Regions from separate parts of the Mus musculus genome. Here region 2 is linked to region 1. A link is a loop called in an ENCODE intact Hi-C map of the cell type or tissue named here. Cell type or tissue: gastrocnemius. All regions are shown on one strand.

Evidence for each region. Peaks named below come from ENCODE experiments on the same cell type or tissue, not always from the same donor. Only the 100,000 strongest peaks of a DNase experiment are listed, where the experiment ranks them.
Region 2: a loop joins it to region 1, with 2.4 times the contacts of the local background. A loop is called at or near these places in 2 of 42 quality-filtered maps.

The regions. Positions count from the first base shown.
Region 1 is chr16:59,597,179-59,605,178 of GRCm38, reverse strand. It overlaps Crybg3 (beta-gamma crystallin domain containing 3), which reads left to right and starts at 4,132. Exons shown (of 22, transcript NM_174848.4): 1 at 4,132-4,434. The coding sequence starts at 4,286. In gastrocnemius, a CTCF peak has its summit at 4,384; DNase peaks (open chromatin) are centred at 583, 4,124 and 4,370; H3K4me3 peaks cover 3,188 bases; H3K27ac peaks cover 2,617 bases.
Region 2 is chr16:59,508,399-59,516,398 of GRCm38, reverse strand. All of the region lies in intron 17 of Crybg3 (beta-gamma crystallin domain containing 3), which reads left to right. Among named protein-coding and RNA genes, the nearest start is that of Riox2, 41 kb to the right of the region's middle. In gastrocnemius, no CTCF peak of the experiment used is centred here; no DNase peak of the experiment used is centred here; H3K4me3 peaks cover 239 bases; H3K27ac peaks cover 5,184 bases.

The sequences.
Region 1 (8,000 bases):
TTCTCCTCTGTAAGTACTTGAAGGAACATATTATTTCAGTATCAGTAAACTTTATACTGTTTGAAAAGTGCATATTCAATTCTCAATGGTCACAAAAGTTTTAAGGATTTCTTTTCTTCTGTATATATATCATCCTGGAGGAATAAAATAATAAATGCAACTTAGCTCAAACTAACACATCTATTTAATCGTGGGTTTGAATGAGTTCACTCTCCGCATGTTCTGCAAAGAAAACCAGGAACAATACAATAAAACATCGTGTATTCCATACAAGTTTGAATAACCAATTATTAAAAACTTCACCATCTGCTCTCATTGAAGCACTAAGATGAGGCATTTCCCTACGTCACAAACCGTGACAGTCAGAATGTAACAGAATGAGAAACTCTAGCATCGTTGCTCCTTTCTTCCTTGCTGTCATGGTTTTTAATGAAAACTTGCGTATGCAGACAAAGGAAAGGGGGAGGCTATACCGTCCCCACCTCCCTCCTAATTGAGCGCTTCTATCCAGTAATAGCTTTTTCGCTGCCCTCGGCAGCTTGACTTTGCCTCATTTGGCCGAGCACCACTATTATTCTAAGAGGCAGCCAGTGAAGTGCCCCAACCCATCTGTTTGCTTTTTCATGGGCTGGTGCCTTCCTTGATGTTGACAGCTGTCTTAATATTCCCGGGCCACCTGCCACACAGTAAATACTCTGCTCGAAGATAGATTCGGTAGTTTTTCCCTCCACAACAGAAAAGCTCAGCATTTCCAACCTCCTCATGCCTCCTCCCCTAAACGCTTCAAGGATCGGCATTTCCAGTCCGGTCACACACTTTTGAGCCATACGGTACTTCCGCTTTGGGAATGGCAATACACTCTCATGTGGCAAACTTGACACTTCCTCATATTTATGGGCGACTGTATTAGTCTTTTTGTAGAAGTGATGTAGTCACCAGAGGCAGAGAATCTAGCAGTAAGGCACTTCCTCCTGTGAGCTTTCCAGGACAACCCTCCCCCATATACACCTACAGAACAAGTTCCCTTCTCTTCTCCTGGACACAACTGCTTTCCCATCAAAGTGGTTCCTTGAAAGAGGGCATACTGTCTTAATCTTTACACAGGAGTGTGGGGCTGACACATCTTGGGCACTTAAAAGACAAATTTAGTGTTGTGGCATCTGTAGTTTTCAAAACTTTGGGGGAACCTCTGTATTGATTAAGAATTTCATACACACATATAATGTGTTTTCACCAAGTCCAGTCCCCATTGCTTCCCTTCCAACCCTTTTCCTAATCCATAATGATGATTCCCTTTTGTGAGGCTCTCTCTAAAGCAAAAAAAAAAAAAAACAAAAAAAAAACAAACAAAAAAAAAAAACAAAAAAAACAAAACAAAAAAAAAACACAACAAAAACAAAACAAAAAAAAAACACTGAAACTAAAAACGAAATTTATATTAAATGATTTGGGACATAATAGGACGCGAATTAGTAACTCTAAAAGATCCACTGCAAACTTAGCAAATTCTATAAAAGCAATGTATTTTTTCCTATTTCCTACTTGGCATATGTCTACATATTAAAAATTCATAGTGTATCCTTTGAAAACCTTTCATATGGAAATATTTTTAATGTCATCGTACGTACAAGACAATGGAACTAAATAGCCCAGTCTTTCCACTGTTTCACTTGGTGTTATATATTATTTATAGAAAAGGCATGAAAACGAGCATCTTTACGTCCTGACACACACATAGAGAGCTCAAATTTCTGGTGTAGGTCTAATAAGTCTGAAAATTTCAATTTGACACAGTTTACATTGAATAGAAAAAAATGTAGAGTGCGTTATGGAACATATTACTACTATGACAGAATTGGTGTCAATTAGAAACAGTTCTGTGTCTTGCAGTGTTGTCGGCTGGTATCTGGAATACGTAACACATGTCATTTTCCAGCTGCACACTTCATAGCCTCTTTCACCTTCACCATCTACATACTTGAAATCTTGGAAGCCATGTGTGTATTCATGTCTCAACAGAACCTCTGGTCTTGTATCTTGGGTGTAAACCTGGATGAGTTGCGCAATGAACAAGGTGGAATTTAAGCAATAACTGAACTATCCTCCGAAGAGGAGCAGCTTAAAACAACATAAATATTTTCCCAAGAAGATCAAAGCCATTGGAGTCTCCATTCACCAGACCTCAGTGTGAGCCAAAGAACTCTAGAACCTACGAACTCCGGACATAGGATAGAGGAAGAGTCCTGTGGTCCCAATCCACTTAGCTTTAAAGAAGAAATTACGTTGACAGTCGTCTAAGAACACGTGACCATCCAGTCACTGCGCACACTGGAAAAGGCAGTACCAGTGAAGTGTCTTCAAACGTGAACTTCGGCAGGGCGGTGGTGGTGCACGCCTTTAATCCTAGCACTTGGGAGGCAGAGGCAGGCGGATTTCTGAGTTCAAGGCCAGCCTGGTCTACATGAGTCCAGGACAGCCAGGACTATACTGAGAAACCCTGTCTCGAAAAAAAACCCCAAAAACAACAAACAAACAAAAAACCCATGAACTTCGTCAGCTTTATGGAAAGAATGCTCCTGCCTCAGCCACTTACCAAATGTCTGGATGAAAACTGAATTTGAAATGAAGCGAAGTTGAGTGCATAAAATTAGTATCTCTGAGATGTTTCCAACTGAAATTTGAAAGTGCTTTCACAGATTTCATAACAAAATCCTAGAATCTAGGATTCAAGAACCTGCTATTGTATGTCAAGACTCTAGGGTACAGGAAATCTAAAAATCTAAGTATTGGAAAAGCAAACATTCAATACCAAGAACTTTCCATGCCGTGAGCCTAATACTTCTGCATATACCTAGGAGACCAGTTGTAAAGAAACATTAATACGTGGACTACTATAACATTTTCCTATCAGCTAATTGAGAGAAATAGTATTATTGAAAATCAGAATTTGCCTCATAATCTTATTGACGCCCAGACACTTTTATCCCCAGACAGACTCCTTGCCTGGACCCTCTGTGCCAACACTGAGGTGTAGGACCACTTTTTGTCACAGGGCAACAGGGGGAGGCAACTGCTAGTCAGCTAACATTGCGTTGGGGAGGCACATTATTCTCCAGGCCCTGTAGCTGCATGGAAGAATTTGCTTGTCCATCTGTATCTGATCCTAATTTTTTTCTTACTCTCATACTCCTAGTTTCAGATCCAGTTGACAGATTAAAATGCCTCAAAGGGGTAGCTGTGGGTCCGCGGGAAGGCTCCTTAACCGGCACTATGATTCCTTGGGGCCGACAGGTAGACGTTCAACCTCCTCACTTCTCCAGCCAGCCACAGACAGCTATCACCCTATTTTCATGTGATTTGCCCACATAACATTTTTAGTTACTAAATGTCCCACTGTTATCTTGAACTTCATACCTCTGGAGTTTGACTTCAGACAAACTATAACAATACACCTGGGGCGAATATGGCTCTGTGTGCTTTCTCTGTTAGCAGCTCCGCTGTATAAAGTCATTTTTATCATAACCAGATATTCGTTTTAAACTAATGTTAAGGGCCTTTGGCGTTCCAGAATACAGGAGTATCTGCGCAACAACCAAATATTTGTTTCAGCATTTTTCTAGTTTGAGTCATACCTGAATCAGATTTGGTTTTGTGATCAGGGACGGTTTTTTTGAAAAAGGATTCTGGGAGTGGCCCACAGGTGAAGGGTGAGCGCTAAAACACACCTGGGTTGGTGGCTCCTCATCTGAGCCAGCTGAAGCAGAAACAAGGTGCTGACAGCAGGACAGATGGGACCTACCCTTGCAGGCTGAAACTGTCTTTAGAAAGGCTGTGCTCAGGTTCCAGGCTGCAGGGCACGCGGGTGCTGCTTCTTGCCAGGTGTTTCCCCAGACTTTAATTGATTACCCTGTTTTAAAACAGCCCTAACTCGGGAAAGGGAAGCAAAGCATTTACAGTTGACTGTTGGCCAAGCCAAGTGGGCTGCGGGCTGGGCTGGTTTGGGCGGGAAGCCGGAGCCTAGCATCCCCAGGCTGCTCCTCCCGGATCTGCACGCTGTGGCCGACAGGGCGGTCGCGGCCACTGGCTCCTCCCGGGGGCGGGCAGCTCCGGGCGCGGGCGGGAGGAGGAGCCGCACGGGGAGCGCTCGTGCCGGCCGGGCTGGAGGAGCCGCGCCGGCGGCCCGGGCCGACTCTCGCTGCGCTCAGCGAGCCAGGGCTGCGGCCACCCTCGCTCCGGCCAGCGGCTCGTCGGGGCCCGCGGACGGCGCGGCCGAGCCGGTGGGGAGATGTCCGGCGGCCGCAGGAGGGGCAGCGCCCCCTGGCACAGCTTCTCTCGGTTCTTCGCTCCGCGGAACCCTTCTCGGGACAAGGAAGAGGAAGAGGAGGAGAAGCCGGGGACCGGCCAGCCGGCGGGAGTGAGCCGGAGTGCAGCCAGGTGGGAGCCGCGGGGGCGCCGTGCGCGCCTTCCTCCGCCGCTCGGGTTTCCTCCGGTCCCGCCCTGGGTGGCTTAGATCTGGGGAAGTTCTTGCTCCCGGCCGGTGGCTTTTCCCGCCGCCATCGGGGGCTCCCGGCTCTGTCCCCTCCACTCCGGGAGGCTCTGAAGCTGCCGAGGGAATCTCGCGCCCCTCCGCGTCGTGCTTTGCCATCTTAAGGTTTTCTCGAAGTGATTCCTAAAAGAGTTGCAATCAGAGCTTTCTGAGACGACATCCAGAATCTGAAGTCTTCGCCAGATTTGTTTACAGTTTAAATGTTGCCGCCCTTCCTCCTTTCTCTCTGTCTCTCTCACTGGGGACATCTGACGGAAGCGCTCCGATTTGGGGAACCAGGGCCGGAGCTGAGAGCTGGCTCAGTTTAATGATTAGTATGTGCACTCTTGCACTCTTTCCATAATCATTTTTCCTCTACTCCTGCTGCTTTAAAGATTGACATTTTAAAAATTCGTCTCATTAAAATGCCCGTTTTTAAATTTCCTTATCAACCCTAAAGGAGAGGTGGTTTCGCTTCTTTCTCCTTTTTTTTTTTTTTTTTTTTTGAGAAGTGAAGCCAACTTCACTTGCACCAGAAGAACCTGTAACCCATGTCCTTGGAAGGTTGCCCTCTAGAGAGCTATATTTACCTCAGACTAAAGACTTGCTGATGGACTTCAAAGAAAAATGGATCGGAAACAACTGACGCTTCTAGTTCCATTACTATTTAGGGTTTGTGATTTGTTGTTAGCCCTTCGTTCTCCTTGCTTTTCCTAATTGTGAATCATTTCCAGTGTAATCACCTGTTAGCATAATACGTCTTTCCAAGAAATGACCAATTATAATTGACTGGTTATTCTACTAGGAAGTTTCAGATACTTTTGGCCTGGTTGTTGATGCTTTTAACATTCGAAGTTTCCCCGTCCTTAATGGTAGTTCTGAAATCTGGGAGGTCTCACCTGTCGTGGCTCTAATGTGGCTCTAACGTTGTCCCTAACAGTCCCCTGTGATCTGAAAGCAGTAGACTCAGCGCCCTTTGGAAACTTGAGAGTGGTGGAATGGAGTAAGCAGGCCAGCTCCTATCAGCATTGTCCTGAAATCCTGCCTGTTCCCCTGGCCTATTTGCCCTTTTAAGGCAGGCACTCCTCCATTCTGAACTCTTTCTGCACCGGGCTGACTAATCCAGCAGCTAGATAGATCCTTTTCACCTACCCCTTTCTGTCTCTCCTCACCACTGATAGGCCCTGGCTATGGCTTTTCACGATGCGGTTTTAATTATGCTTACGCGAGCACTAATTTTGTTCTCATCTGTTTTAGAACTGGCCAGATGTTAAGGGGATTGCAGATAATCCCTCGTGTGTGTGTGTGTGTGTGTGTGTGTGTGTGTGTGTTTAGCTGTTTTATAGGAGCTTAAATCTTTCTTTTTCACAGATAGAAATAAACACAAAGCCCTTATTGAAAGCGCAAGGCAACAAATGGAACCACTCAGTAGGTCCCATCCTCCCAGTAATAGAACAATGTTGGTGGTGACAAGATTGGAAACAGACTTGGGATTTGTGCCCGTGATCCTGTTTCAAGCTGAAAGGACACACTTTGGTTGTTTCTTTTGTGGCAGTAAAACCTTTTAATGAGAGCCGGGTTGATCTTTTGCAGTCATGGTGTGACTTTGCTTGCAATAGTGGGTAGCCAAGAAAAGGTCTCCCACATAAAAAACAGTAATTACAACCTGGAACATGTCTAGTGGTCCAAAATTTAGGAATTGATTTGGCACAACTTTCCACAAGCTCGAATGATCACAATCTGTATTTTACTGTAAAAATAAAAACAAAAGCATTTTTAAAGAGAGCTGTTCAAAGTGACATTGCTACCTTTTACCTGTGCTGCAAACTGACCCTGACGTCCCTCGAGTGTGTGTGTGTGTGTGTATGTGTATGTATGTGTATGTATGTGTGTATGTGTGCATGTGTGTATGTATCAGTGTATGTGTGTGTATATATGTATGTGTGTATATGGGTGTATGTATGTACACTTATGTGTGTATATATGTGTGTATGTGTGTATATGTGTATATGTGTGTATATGTATGTGTGTGTGTGAATGTATGTGTGTGTATGTGTGTGTGTATGTATGTGTGTGTGAATGTATGTGTGTGTATATATGTGTGTGTGTGTGTGAATGCCTTGGGATGAAATGGATTTTCTCAGGCTTATGTTGCATAGGCTCCTTTCCTGCCTGAACTCATTGTGTTGGCTTACGAGTGCTTCATTACTGGGCTTACTCATGCCCAAATACAAAACAGGATACACACGGTCTTCAGAACAGAACCCCCTAGCAACTTCTTAAGAACAGAATTAAAATGAAACATACGTATTAACGAGACGAATGAGAGTCAAATTCACGGCATCGCCCCCCTCCACAGATGTGTGCTACCCATGAAAGCAAAAGGCAGGGGATGCTAGGATAAACACAGGGTCTGGAGAGGTTGCCAGGTCTCTACTCTAGTGTGCCCCACATTGATAGAGTTCTTGAATAGTCCCCTGTTTGAAGCACGAGACAACCTTTGTTATTGCTGTGTGCTGTGTGTTGCTGGGGCTTCACTTGGTGTGAGCACCTCATTTATTTACTGAGTTTGCTGCTGTTCTGGTCATACTACACCTTCAGTGGTCAAGGAGGACGAAGAGTTCCTTTGTTGAGTATTTAAACTAACGTGTTAGCCAACCAGTTCTCGGAAGTGCTTATGGTGGCTGCATTGATTTTTCAGAAACGAAAATTCTACATAACGCAACTGAAAGCTGTCACAGGGAACTTTCAGAACTCCCAGAAGTCAATGTGTCTCATTTTGGCAATCCTTACTATAGTGTTCAGGCCTGTGGTCATTAAAAGAGATAGAAGAGTCCAGAGGGGGTGACTTTAAGAGACCCTATGAGTTGTGGCCTGCAAGATTTTAAGGTCTACTAGGAGACCTTATGTGTATTGGTATGGCCCACAGAGAGAGGCATGCAGAAAATTAGGTTAGAATTAAGTAATGTGGTCTCTGGAGAAAATGTTTGGCTCTTCACTGGGAGTTTTGGAATGTTTTTTAAAAACGGGTCTGTTAAATGGATATTGTTGGAATGCAGAACTCCGTAGGTGAACGCCTACCTTCTTATTTTACCTGCTTTGGGAAAATGATTGCACAAGCTTGTGGCCTTGCTGGGTCACACATGGTGAACCTGTTTATGGGTTCCACGCAATACCTGTAAGCCAGAAGGGAGCTAACACAATACGGCCAGAACATTTCTCAAGGACTGGTTGTGCACCTATCCTGGGCAGAGAGCTTTTGCTTGAGTGTACCCACAGGGCAGCAGGGGTGCTACACTTCGAAGCCTCTTATGACTTTGAGGACACTGAGGCTGGGGCAGTTCTTAATGGCAGATTCTATTTGTATTTGGGGTGTAACAGTTCTTTAAACTGGACTCTCCTGTCCATTGCGGGATTTTTGATGTCCACGATTCCACCTACTAGTTGCCAGTAACATGTCTGGTCATTTGGATAT
Region 2 (8,000 bases), 89 kb after region 1:
GGTCCCACTATCACTGAGGAAAATCGGGGAAGGAACCCAAGACAGGAACCTGGAGGCAGGAACTGAAGCAGATGGAGGCCGTGGAGGGATGCTGTTTACTAGATTGCTCCTTGTGGTCTAGCTCAGCTTCCGTCTTATGTCTAGCACCACATGCTCAAGGGCACCACACACAGTGGCCAGGGCCACTTCAGCCTTTCATCAGAAAATGCCCCCATAGACTTGCCTACAGCCCACTACCATGAAGGCATCTTGTCAACTGGGGTTCTCTCTTCCCAGATGATTCTAGCTGTGCCGAGTTGACACAATTAAACAAGCCCCGCCCCAGCACTCAAACATTCATAATAGCAACAGACCTACCACAAGGCATTTTTTTTCTGTCCTAAATGGCCATTCTTTATGCTTCTAGCTGCTTTCTTGGGGTTTGTTTGTTTGTTTGTTTGTTTGTTGTTGTTGTTGTTGTTTTGCTGCTGCTGCTGCTGCTCCTCCTCCTCCTCCATCTCCCCCTCATTTCTTTCTTTCAAATCTCCCTGCATGTAGTCACAACTACTGAACTACAGTCACTGTGGATAAGCTGCATATCATTATGCTTGTTTTGAATTCTGTGACCTGTAGTCTCCTCTGCTTAGCCCATGGCCATAAAACTCAGGGTTTCATTATTTTAAAATTAGGACAGTGATCCAGTACTTCCAAATATAGTCAGGCAGGGCCTGTATCCGGTTCGTTCTTGTTTTCCAGTCTACTCCATAACAGGGGCTATACTTTGAGGTTGAGGTGGGCTTGTGTCTAATCTTCTTAAAATGTTCTGTGTAGCTTTGAAAGTTGAAGGATGTGGGGAAAACCATTTACCACTGTCATCCGTTGAAGAAGCGCTTTAAAACTGAGCATGCTGTTTTAAGAATATTGGGCACAGACATGAGAGCAGGACACCTGAGCAGTTATTGGCTGTGAGCTGAGCTGAGTGTGAGCTTCAGACAGCCACACTGAGACAAGTAAATGCTGGCCCAGTGTCTTGTTGGGCAACCTGTTGACTACATTACCACGGGAGCAGAAGTCTACCCCGTGCTTTGACAGTGTCTCCATGGAGGCTTGGCATAGAAGTCTGGCTTTCTGAAATAATTCTTATCCTGGCAGCTACAAGCGGGCAAAGCCACAGAGACATATTGCAAGAGCCTGTATGAGAAGTTGGAGTGAAATTAGGATTCTGATGACATATAAAGTCTTCAGGAGAGTTAGAATAAGAAGACTATGTAGCATACAGTGTATATGTAACATACAGTATATAAACATTATATATGTATATATATAAGATATATGTGTGTGTATATATATATATATATATATATATATATATACATACACACACACACACACTGTTACAGAGACAGTTACCACTCACATGGGGGAAAAGCAATAACTAGGGTCTTGTACTCTAAACATAACCTAAGTATGAAAAGCCAATTTTATGAGTTAGAAGATATTACAGGAGATTCTTCCAGTGACATCAGAGCAGGATGGGCATCTTTTAGGTACAGAAAGCAGGAACTAGTAAGAAAAGAATTGAGAAGCAAACATGAGTTGATGCTGTTTGTCATGATCTATGTCTTATTGCTGTAAGTGAATACCACAGGCTTGGTAATTTACAAAGGAAAAAAAAAACACTTGTTTAGCTTATGATTGGAAAATGTGGGACGTGCTAGATACAGCTGCCTCTGGTGATGTCCCTTGGCTCTAGGGGCCTCAGGCAGCGGGGGAGGGTCACATTGGGTGAGGGAGTGAGCATCATGGCTATAATCTCTCCTCTTCCTATAGAGCACTGTTCTTTCTAGACTCAGGCCCAACTTATGTCCTTGTTTAAGCCTTAATTACCTCTTGAAGGTCCCTCTTCCAAACACCCACACTGATGAGTTTATACACACTTCCCACTTAATGTTGAAGATTGTTTCAGCATGAGCGTTGGTAGAGACACCGAAACTCAGCACTGCCGCAATAATTTGTTGAAAATGTGGCCACTGAGCCGGAACTCAGTCTTAGAATCCTAGAGGTCCGAAGTCTGAAATGGTCATCAGGGGTAAATTTAAGGTCCAGATAGGGCTGTTTTTCTTTTGTAAACCTCTAGGTAATAATCAGTGTCCTAAGCTCTTCTAGAGGCTGCCAGTTTTGCTTGATTCGGGGCCCTGCTGTCTCTGAAGCGTATCTGCCTGCTGCGGTTTATCTCTGCCCTCCTGCCTTGCTCTGAGGGGACCTTGTGGTTATACCTGGCCTACCTCAGTAAGCCAGCTTAAGATCCTTAGCCGCTAGTCATGTCCTTGAAATTCCCTCTTCCGTGTTAAATAACACTGTATTCACTGGATCCCAGAATTAGGATGCGCGGGGGAGGGGGGGTCGTTATGTTTCTTATGGTCAGATAGTCTGCGATAGCAGGCCAGAAGAATATGCTTGCAGCCTGTATTAACTTGTAAAAGGTTCATGTATAGAATGCAAGGAGAGAAAGTCAACAGAGGATACAAACCGGCCATTTATAGACGAGGATAAGATGGCTTAGGACATGCAGGAGATATTAAACCTCAAGGATGGTCACAGGAATACAAAGCAAAGCAACCATGAGACACTGTTATGCTACTTTAGATATAGGTACTTAAAAATGTGACAGTTCCAGAATTTGGTTAAATTGAGTAATTATAGGAAATGTAGATGATTGATAGGAATTCACTGTCTTACAATCCTAGAGGGAGCCGTGCAGATTAATATTATTCACATGCAGCTAGTGGGCGAAGTGCAGTTACAGTGGGGGCAGTGTGAGGGCATTCATTGTAGCACTGGGAGATAAAACAGTAGCACATTCAAATAATAAAGTATACAGCATAGAGTTAGCAGAAGGCAGCTGTGTGCGTGAACACTTTCAACACCAAAGGCAAGAAAAGCAGGCTACCTCAGGAACTGAGTTTAAATCAGCTGTACTCAATAGATCTCATTTGCTTAAATTTTTGGTACACGTTTTGTATATTGTTAAATACTATTCAGTACATGTTGCATTAAAATATTAGGCTTGATAGTTTCATGTTCAAGGACGTTTAAATGCTAGTACTCGTGACTCTATCATTCAGTGAGCCTAATAAATTTGTACACATGATTTGTCAATTAAAGTTAAAAAATACAAATGGGAAATCTTGATATAATACTTGTGGATGTTGGGTGGATGGTCAAATGTTATGTTATTTGCTCTTTCAGAAATGAATTGTAACTTATCTAAAAAGGGGGAGGGGCGCAGGCATGAAATAGTGAGACTTATTTTACTAAGATAGATGGAAAGGGGCTCTGTAGGGAGGGCTCTGTTGAAGTCTGCCTGGGTGTCTGAGAACTCTCGGCTCAGCTCTGACTCTGCCACTGATCTCTACCTGAGTGTTCTCAAGCCTGGGGTTTTCTCTCCGTCTTCACATTCTGATCTACTCAAATTCGAGGACTAAATGAGCTGGGGCTTACGGAGCCCTTAAAGTAGTGCTGACTGATAGGGTGGCAGCCACCGACGGTGGTTAATTTGTGTTTATGCAAAATTGTGACTTGATAGGCTGATGGTGTCAATAGGATTGTGTAGCCCAGAGGATATATTAGATTCCTTTTAAAGATTTATGAGACTTCTATTAAGTTGTTGTCATTTCTTTTAGCCTTTCCCAGTAGTTTGGCATGTCTTTGGAATGATATTTCGGCACACATTATGGTCAATGTCACTAAGTTTGGTTGCACTTCCTTTTTAAGTGGTCCATTTGGCAAATACCTGGTGGAGCTGGAGTTGTTGAGCTGTACAGACAGACTTGCTATGAGTGTCTAATACTGAGTAAAAGTGTTAGGCGTACAGCCTAACCAGTTACTAATCTTGGTTTACTGTCAGCACATTTTCCCCTGTAAACAGTGATCTGAAACCTAAAGAACTATACAGTGTCAACGTATGTCACAGATTCGTTCTTAGGAAGTTAAGATTAGCACTTGGATGTAAGCGTTTTGTATGATTATACTGAAGGTGTGATGGTGTGATTGGAGGTTTTCTAGCACAGGTCTCAGGCCCTCAGGTGCAGTTGGCAGATGTATTTGTTTATAGAAAGTGGGGATCTCGGATGCTTCCCAGCTGAGCGTGGGGAAGCTCAGTTCTCCAGGTAACCGCACACTTGGTGACTGCTTATATCCTGCATCATAAAGTGATTGGCACCTAGAACGTTTCCTAGGGATATAGCTTCAGGGGCCGTTGGGTAGAGGCTCAAAAACCCATCCCTTCCCTTCCTCTGTGACCTGTTCCTTGACTGATCAGCTGCAGAGTACGTACGGGCAGTACCCACATCAGAGGAAACCTTAGGCATTAAGTGCGTGAATTGAGTGCCATAATCCCTAACATGAATGAATGTATTTAGAATCTGGAGTTTTTCACATTTTAAGAAGAATCGAATCTTTATATATGGTGTATAAGAAAACACGCTAAGGATTCCAGAAAGTATTCTGTAATTAAACTCGTATCTGTTTCTAATATGAATTTTATATACCTATATAGACCAGATAAATGTTATAAATATACTTATGTTTATTCAGGCTAAACTTGTTGCTAAATAAATTAGGGAGGAAATTGGTTTTAGACCTTTTTTGTCATTGAAATGTGAATATTTATTTATTTATATATGAATATATATCTATTTACTTATACATGAATAAGACTAACAGCATTAGTCTCTTAGAGCAGAAATGATGAATAAATACTTATTAAGCAATGGTAATTATTACTATTATTATCTCAGCATAGATTAATGGAACTGGTTTTATTTCCTAATTTAAATTTTCACTTATGTATAAACCATTCAGACATTCTTTTTCTTTCATAACCTGCCCACACGCTCCTCTCTGAAACGAGATCCACTTTACATGGCTTAGACTTGACCTAGCAGGAATGTCTTGTTGCTGCCGACTCCCAGGAGGAACCTTTAGCCCCAAGTGGTAGGCGAATTTAGCATGGACCACAGCCATGACATTTACAGAGCTCAATTTGTAATTAAGTCCTTGTGGTTTCTATTGTCTTTAGGAAGCACGGATGATTCTGTCATCTTCAGGTTTGAACACTCACCATTAATTTTTGTGTCCTGAGATCTTGAGATCTGGGAAGTGCATGAGAACATGGAAGAATTTATAAACTTTCTCTGGGACACTCTTTCTAAATGATCAGCTATCAGTCACTGCCGTTAAGATCCTGTCCAGATTAGCACTGGGCACTCCTTCCGAATCTTCCGATTCTTTGTGAACACATGTAAATCAGTTGAACTTGTACATTTACATATATAAACATAAGTGAGACATTTAAGCTGAAACAGTGTAAAATTTAATAACTCAGACACAGACATTTCTGGTCTATCAGGCCCTCTGGAAGAGGTGCCTTTGGGTTTATGAACAATGGATGCCCACAAGTAAAAAGTCTGCCAGCCTGGACTCAATGGTGTCCATTTACTGTCCATAGGGAAGTGGGTTATCTCCCTGCTCGCTTTGTTAGTCCTCTCTTATTTGGCTAATGCTGCTAGGGTACTATTTGCTGGCTTAACCTACTTGCTCACTCAAGTACCCTCTTTTGATTCATATAAACTCTTAGGAACCTTTGAAAACACTATCTTGGCTGTTTGACACGTTATCCTCACATTGCCTGCATTATTTCTAATAAAGGAACAAATTGTATTTGTACCACCAAACTTTCCATATTTTATTAAGATAAATTTCTAAGATGTTTGACTTGCTAAAGAGAACAAATTTGATGGAGTTTGAGCTCAAACTGAGCCTCTCAAAGGGGACTGTACACTATGCCTGTTCTAGTTAGAATATTTCATAGCATTTTAATCATGTGTTCATAGGCATTTATTTTTCCCCCTTCTGGGTAAAACTTTACTGTCCGTTACCCTTTTTCTGGAGAAAGCCGCTGGTGGTTTATTCTGAATCCTTTCCAGGTTCCTTGCCCGTCTGCCTTTCTTCCTAAGCCATGGCTGACTGGATAGATACGTGGACAGAAGTCACTGAAATGCTTTTTAAAAACCCTGAGAGGGGCTGGAGAGATGGCTCAGCGGTTGAGAGCACTGACTACTCTTCCAGAGGTCCTGAGTTCAATTCCCAGCAACCACATGGTAGCTCACAACCATCTGTAATGAGATCGGATGCCCTCTTCTGGTGTGTCTGAAGACAGCAACACTGTACTCACATACATTAAACAAACAAACAAAACCCTGAGGACAAGGGTATTTAGAAAGTCTCAACAATAAATTCAGGAGTTTCTTACGGACTTTGATGACCTCACTTCTTAAGCACTTCTGTTTGGTCAGCTATTGGAATGCTTGTAGTATTTTGTTTGTAGGTCTCAGGGGAAGCAACTAGAGCATCGGGGAGCCAGTGACTAGTAATGAGTTTCTCCTCCTAGGGCAGTAAGGTGTGGTCGAGAAGACCAGTGCTTCTGGGTAGTATTTCACTTCTTTTCTCTTTCTAGGTCAGCCCAGTCCAATCCCGTGTACTAAACACTCGTGGTTATTTAAGTTTAAATGCAATCACATGGCTTTAGTCCACTGGTCAGCTGAACTACATTCTAAGTGTTCATTGGCAACATACCTCTAGGAGAGCTAAATTGAACAAGGCAGATAGACACTGTTTCTGTAGCTACAGAAGGTTGTGGGAAGAGTGCAAGACTTGATGTCTAGGCCATTAGGCACATGGCGTAAAAAGTACGCATTCTCTTTCTCTAGAGTTTAAGGTCCTATGAGACTTCCCCCTTCCATGTTAGCATATCTGGGGGTAGTGTTCAGGACTTGTTCAGGTAGCCATGTTGGTGAGACTCCAGGCAGAATGCTGAGAAGAGAAGCGATAGGCTTACCTATCATACACCTCCAAATTGGTTATCTAGTACCAGGTTGTAGGCCTTGCGATCATATCCATACATGCAGACGGTACAGGCCGTGTTTCATAGGAGGTATAACAAATCCCTTTACCAAAAACCATCCTCCCATGGGCCACGCAGCTATCAGTTCTGAAATGACAGTAATAGGACCAAATGTCTTTCTCTACCTCTCAGCCATCCCTCGCTTTCCACCACTCGTTTCCTTTCTGTTCGTTGTGACTTTCTGTGGTGCCCGTAAGCCCATTCGTAGATCCCTATTCTGTCATTTCCCTCATTCTCCAGCCTTCCCAGCACAGATTCTCTCCTCATCCAACTCGCCAGTAAAATGGGTTTCACTCAGGCCACCCTCATTGTGCCTCACCGCCACACCCGCACAGCCCCATCGCCAGCTCTGACTCACCAGGCATCCATCTTCTTGTAGTGAGGAGGACACTGCTCTCCTGGTCAGTGTGTCATCACTCCCCACCCGCCCCTCCTGTGTATCCGCTGGGACAGTGATCTCCTCCTCCTAGTCCCTGCTTTCAGCCTGGGCATCAGCCATTAGATAGCTTCTGGGCATTTCCAAAGGCACCTTCTCTATACCAGAGCCTCCTCTTAAGCCCAAATCTAGAGTCTAGGATATCTAGAGTCCACTTGTCTCTCCACTTATCCTACTCTCTGGCTTATGAAGATCTCCAGTTCTAATGATATGTTCCTAGCTCTTGGACAGGTTTTTTTCCTTCAGGTTTCCTTGTAGATAACATGATGTACCCCCAATGATTCTAGTCATAGCTTTTTTTTTTTCTTTTCTTTAAAATGTGGGTCTTGCATGCCCATATGTGGGAAGGTAGAGGCCAGAGGCTGACAAGAGGTGCTTTCCTTTATAACTGTCCACCTTGGTTTTTGAGGCAGGGTCTCTCACTGACATGTTTTAATCTCCTATCCATGTTTTAATCATGTTGTTGCCAGATAAATCTCCTACTGGCCATATTATAAAAACCCCACAAATACATGCATATCTAAATATATTAACATTAGTTACTAATATAAGTTTCTGGATAAATTATATATTACCAGGGTTCTGGACAGTTAGAATGGCTGGGTACAGCAAGCTCCGTGG